Regions from separate parts of the Homo sapiens genome. Here region 2 is linked to region 1. Evidence: read pairs that join two places in POLR2A ChIA-PET (ENCODE). Cell type or tissue: A673. All regions are shown on one strand. Links, peaks and the distances in the headings refer to the core of each region. The heading gives the core; the rest is flanking DNA. Region 1 overlaps SLC35F3 (solute carrier family 35 member F3). Region 2 overlaps SIPA1L2 (signal induced proliferation associated 1 like 2).

Evidence for each region. ChIA-PET counts read pairs that join two places held together with the same protein. Peaks named below come from ENCODE experiments on the same cell type or tissue, not always from the same donor. Only the 100,000 strongest peaks of a DNase experiment are listed, where the experiment ranks them.
Region 2: POLR2A ChIA-PET joins it to region 1 with 10 read pairs; 1 of 35 experiments calls an interaction of 5 or more read pairs at or near these places.

What each region holds. Positions count from the first base shown.
Region 1 is chr1:234,301,714-234,304,626 of GRCh38, forward strand. The region is part of intron 3 of SLC35F3 (solute carrier family 35 member F3); the gene reads left to right. Among named protein-coding and RNA genes, the nearest start is that of MIR4671, 3.3 kb to the right of the region's middle. In A673, for the core only: no CTCF peak of the experiment used is centred there; DNase peaks (open chromatin) are centred at 1,738 and 2,298; H3K27ac peaks cover 2,500 bases.
Region 2 is chr1:232,437,078-232,439,990 of GRCh38, forward strand. SIPA1L2 (signal induced proliferation associated 1 like 2) reads right to left here. Exons shown (of 23, transcript NM_020808.5): 15 at 2,031-2,419. Among named protein-coding and RNA genes, the nearest start is that of SIPA1L2, 190 kb to the right of the region's middle. In A673, for the core only: no CTCF peak of the experiment used is centred there; a DNase peak (open chromatin) is centred at 1,584.

The sequences.
Region 1 (2,913 bases), core at 414-2,913:
ATTCTACTATAAAAACACTTGCACACATATGTTTATTGCAGCACTATTTACAATAGCAAAGACATGGAACCAACCCAAATGCCCATCAATGATAGACTGGATAAAGAAAGTGCAGTACATATACACCATGGAATACTATGCAGCCATGAAAAGAAATAAGAACATGTCCTTTGCAGGAACGTGGATGAAGCTGGAAGCCATCAGCCTCAGCAAACTAACACAGGAACAGAAAACCAAACACCCCACATTCTCACTCATAAGTGGGATTTGAACATTGAGAACATGTGGACACAGAGAGGGGAACAACACACACCAGGGCCTGTTGAAGGATGAGGGATGAGGGAAGGGAACTGAGAGGACGGGTCAATAGGTGCAGCAAACCACCATGGCATGCATGTACCTATGTAACACACCTGCACATTCTGCACATGTATCCTGGGTTGTTGTTGTTGTTGTTTTTTTTAAGAAGAAATTAAAAGAAAAAAGAAGAATACCAAAGAAGGCCTACAGAGGAAGTCTAGAGGATGTGGAGAGGTCAAAGGAAACTTTGGGGACTGTGCTAAGTTGGAAGCTAAGAGGGTGTTTCAGGGAGAAACAGTCAACAATGTAGGAGGTTTCTCAGAGTAAGATGAACACCCAAAAGTGCCTTCTGGAATTGGCAATGTGAAGGTCATTCACAGTTGGTCCAGGGGTTTGAATGAGTGTGGGGAGCAGGCATCGACTAGAGTAGCTGGACAGTGAGGAAGGCAAGGTCATGGAGAACTTGAGCGTAGATGGCTATTCTGAAAAGTGTGGCTATGAAAAAGGGGAACAGAGGAAAGGGGCGGGTGAGAGGCTTGTTTTTGTACAGGGGTATGTTAAAGTTGGAAAAGCTTAGACATGTTTAAATGGTGATGAAATGGGTACGGGAAAAAGAGGAACATAAGAGTGTTCACTGAGGAATAAGCCCAGGCTGCAGGTTTGGCTCCGCTACTAACATCTGTTTGAACTTGAGTGGGTCTTTTCGTCTGTCTGGGCTGTGGCATCCTTCACTGTTAATTGCAGGGCTTCTCTCTCTCTCTGTGGTTTTCAAACTGTACCCCTCAAAGCTGTCTGAGTGCCCACATTTCAGCTTCAACCACAGAAACTTTACCTCTCTCTTATGTGTTTTTAATTAACTTAATTTTAGCAATTCAATGCATGCACATACTCTGGAAAAGCAAAATAGTAGTAAAAGAATTATGGTAAAAAGGAGCAACTTCTTCCAGCTCCACATCTGCCTACTCTCAGCCACCCTCAATTCTTGCGGATACTTTTCTCTAGTATTTATACCAATTTAGCTAAATTAAATTCTTATCTCAGTATTTCTTAAATATAGACATCCTCTGATTTCTATCTCACCCTACCCTTTCTTCCCCACCCCCAACACAATAATATCCCAATTTTTAGTTAATAGTGTTTGCATTATCATAAGCACACATATATTGTTCACTGACTCTGCCTCCTTTTGTGAAAAACCTGTCATTTCTCCTGCCAACAATATTTCCCTCTTTTGTCTCATTCATCTTGATTTCCATGTAATGATTGCTATTTTTTCCCCTAAACGTTCTGCCACCTCAAAAGCCTATCACTATTTTCCCTGTTCTTGCTTAATCACAAGACTTCCTCAGAGAATCTCCTCCAGGAGCCTTCTGCGGTTCCCGGTCTGCAGCAGAGCACCCTGTTGATGCTGGGACCCACTTTCTCTCTTGCCCGTGTGGAGCTGGCCTGCTTCCAGCTGCCACGTCTTTTTCCTCCTTGGTCTACACCCTTGCTTTGGTGCAGCCTGTCCTCCAGTGGCTTGGGAGACACCGCTGTTGAGGACTGCATAGCTGAAAATGCCTTCAATCTACCTCCACCTTTGATTGATAATTGATTGGTGATAGAATTCTGGCTGGAAAAAAAATTTTCCTTCAAAAATGTTAATGCGTTGTGCCATGATTGTCTAGCTTCCATTTTGGTTGTGGTGGTGTCTGATGAAATTACAATTTCCTATTTCTTGACCTTGTTTGTTTCATTTCTCTTGGGAGATTTTAGGTTTTCTCTTTATACCTTTATTTTACAAATAGGTGCCTTGTTGTGGTTCTTTCTTTATTCATTTTTTTGGTACTTGGTGGCCCCTTACATTATGAAGATTCATGTCTTTCAGTTCTGAGAAACTGTCTTGAATGATTTATTTTGTAATTTCCTCCACTTCATTTTTTCTGTTTGCTCCTTCTGGGGTTTTTAGTTTGATATTAGACTTTCTGGTTTAATCTCCTAATTTTATCCTTCCTTCCTTCCTTCCTTCCTTCCTTCCTTCCTTCCTTCCTTCTTTCTTTCCTTCCTTTCCTTCCTTCCTTTCTTCCTTCCTTCCTTCCTTCCTTCTTCCTCTCTCCCTCTCTCTCTCATTTTATGGGAGATTATTTTGACTTTATATTCCAACTTTTCTATTAATTATTTTTTTTTGAGACAGAGTCTTGCTCTATTACACAGGCTGGAGTGCAGTGGCATGATCTTGGCTCACTGCAACCTCCACCTCCAAGGTTTAAGCGATTCTCATGCCTCAGCCTCCCAAGTAGCTGGGACTACAGGTGTGTACCACCACACCAGATAATTTTTATATTTTTTTAGTAGAGGCAGGGTTTCACCATATTGGCCAGGCTGGTCTTGAACTCCTGACCTCAAGTGATCTGCCCGCCTTGGCATCCCAAAATGTCTATTAATTTCTAAAATGTAGTTATATATTTAATTTCCAAGATTATATCCTTTTTAATAACCATTTGTTCTTGTTTCATAGATACAATATCTTCTCTTATCTCTGCAAGGATATTATCTCTCTGCCACCCCACGCACATACCTATATAAATCCTTCCTGTCCTTTAGTCCTTCGGTTCAGCTCAAAATCCACATTTT
Region 2 (2,913 bases), core at 295-2,794, 1.9 Mb before region 1:
CCAATGGTTAAGGTAGTCATGAAAATCCATTACAAATACCGGTAAAAAGCCCTACCAAATATCAATAAACGAATGTACTCTGAAGGCAGTCTCCATAGAAATTTTACTTAATAATAATAATACAAAACTCTATTTGTGATGCCAATGACATCTGTCCAAAAAGGTGTCATGAAATCAGCTCTTTTACAAATCATCTCAACTTTGAACTAGATGTTAGCAGGTTGTGCAATCCCGAGATGGTCTCCACAGTATGACCACTATTCCTGAAATTAAGCCAGGAATAATTCAGATGACCAAATTCACTGATAATCCTTAATTATTATATTAGTTATTAGTACTAAACCTATTTTAAGTCAAATTATTAAATAGAACTGGTAAAAAAAGTAGTAGGAATGTCTATTTTGAAAATAATCTTCATATCCTAAGCTCCCTCTGCATGGTGGACACACATGATTTCTACTCTCTGGCATCCACTCCCCCTTCTCCAGGTCAAATAATGTCCTGCTTCTCTTCTGGGGCAGTGGCTGTATTTGCCATTCCTCAGCTGCACAGCTTGGTGACAGGGACTGACCCCCAGCCCAGGCTGAGGGCCCCAAGTGCCGTAGACGATGCTACCCCCTAACCACGTGATTAGAGCTAGGAACATGTGAGGAGATACGGGGGTGGTGTGGGGGCAGGGGTTGGCTTTGGAGAGGGCAGAAACCTGTTTCTTCTGCAGAAACTAGAAAAAAACCACTTTCTACCCGGGGACAGACGAGCGTGACTGTGGGAGGTCTGCAGGTGGCACAGCTGTTTTCAGCCAAGAGAAGAATGCTGAGATTTTGGGAAATGGTCATGTGGAGTGGGAAGATGGAGGCAACCTGGTCCTGGGCAGTATCATTTTGAGACGCTGGGTCAAGCAGAACCTTGAAGTGCTAGACTTGTTGTTTACATAAGCCCCAATATGACCCTGGTGGCATGAACCAATCAGCATGGAGTTTCTTTAACTTGTAATGTAAAGGTCCCTGAATGACACTCAGTATCCCCTGGCAGTGGTGGGGTGAGGGGGGACTTTGAAGGGGAGCCTGAGGAACATAAAAAGCCTTTCACCGTGACTGCTACAGGTCTGCCTTGAGCACCATCATTTGGAGAAATGCTCCCTCATAGCACTAGGTACCTGCAAGAAATATTCCCATTCTTAGTTCATCTGACTCTGCCCTCCAGCATTGTGGGCAGGAGTCAGAGAGTAACTTGGAGCTGAATCAGGGAAGGCCTTGGAAACAAGCAGAAAAATGACAGTGGTAGTTGCTATAAATAGTTAAATTCTGTCCACAGCCAAACTGAATAAATGCATTTCTTTGTCCTTTGCCTAGTCTTTGAAAGTGAAGGCAGAAATCGCAAATTAGGTATTTTAAAACCACTGCAGAGAAGTATGTCAAACAGGAGTTTAAAACCACTCATAAGGAGATATTAAACATCTACACTTACAGTACTTAGAATCCAGTTCCTTTACACTTAGCTAGTCTTTACTGAATGAACCCCAGCTGCAGAGCTGAACACACTTTCATTGTTATACACATGATCTCAGGCCTCCCCTGCTGTCAGGGCCGTAGGAACAGGGAGGAAGTGTGTGCATGCCCTCACGGCAGGGAGCTACATGTGCTCTACGCACATGCTGCCTTCATGGCTTCCTACTACTATGGTCTGAAGATTAGTGAGTGCCACCTCTTCTCCAAAACACGTAGGGACAACAGGTTGAATTAGGAGAGAGACATAAGTGGCCTGACTAGAGCGATTAATATCTCTATTGACTTTTCACTCAAACTTAATAGGAAAAAAAAAAAAACACCAACAAGGGACTTGTTAACATGCAAGCTTTGACATTTTCATATTGTAGAAACAAGCCCTTCCTCTGATGTCAGACAGCTAGGAAAAATTACACCAACCTACCTGATGCCCCTACTGCTTACAGTTCAGGCTTCTGCCCTATCCCAGCAGGCAGGGCCCAGGTGGCACCAGCAGGTACTACTCTGCAGTGCTGTGGGGCTTACCTGGAATGAGAGGATATCTCACTGAGATCGCCCATGCTGCCTTCCGCAGCACTGCCGGCGGAGATGGTGGACGCGTAGCCATGCACAGAATATAACTTGGCTGGCTCGTCGTCAGGCCCAGAGACGTCGGCAGCATCAGCCCACTGCTCGGCCCGGCTGTGGATCAGGGACCTGCTGCCTGCCAGGTGCACAGGGCCGAGGATGGTGGCAGGCATGCAGGGGGCCGTGTCGATGCCACTGTCGGTGGAGGCCCCTTTGATGTAGGTCAGCCCCAGTAATTCGGGGTCCATCAGGTCGCCAGACCCAAAGTGCTTGTCGTCACTGTTGCTGGAGGTGTTGCTGGAGAGCGTGTTGCTGCTGGAGTGACTGGAGCAACTTTTATCCCCAATCTTCAGAAGAAAGAGGAACAGAGAGTTCTCAAGTGAATCTTGAACTCAGGTGCTTCTCACCCTGACTCAGGGAGCTACAAGCCATGGGATCGCACCCAAGCCCTTTCTACTCACTCTTCAATGTGGGCAATGACAGGACTTCCTTTTTCAAAAACAACCTGGTTTTGTGCAGAAGTCTCTAATTCATACTTCTTCCCATAATTTATCTAAGTTAAATGGGTATCTTTAAGTCTTTAATTATTTGTGCATTAAGCACAAAACTATGGCCACAGTGTCACTAGCAAAGAAAATAATAAGCAAAGGTGATATAAACTGGGAAGGAACATGGGAAATTAATATAAGGAAGAGAAGGGCCACTTATTAAGAAAATGCTTCATGACAAATTATAGTGCCAGCCTTGAGTTCAGGGCAGAAGACTTAGGTTCCAGTCACAAAGGTAGGACTTTCTGGTTAATCACTTAACCCTCTCTGTGCTTGTAATACCGAGCTTACAT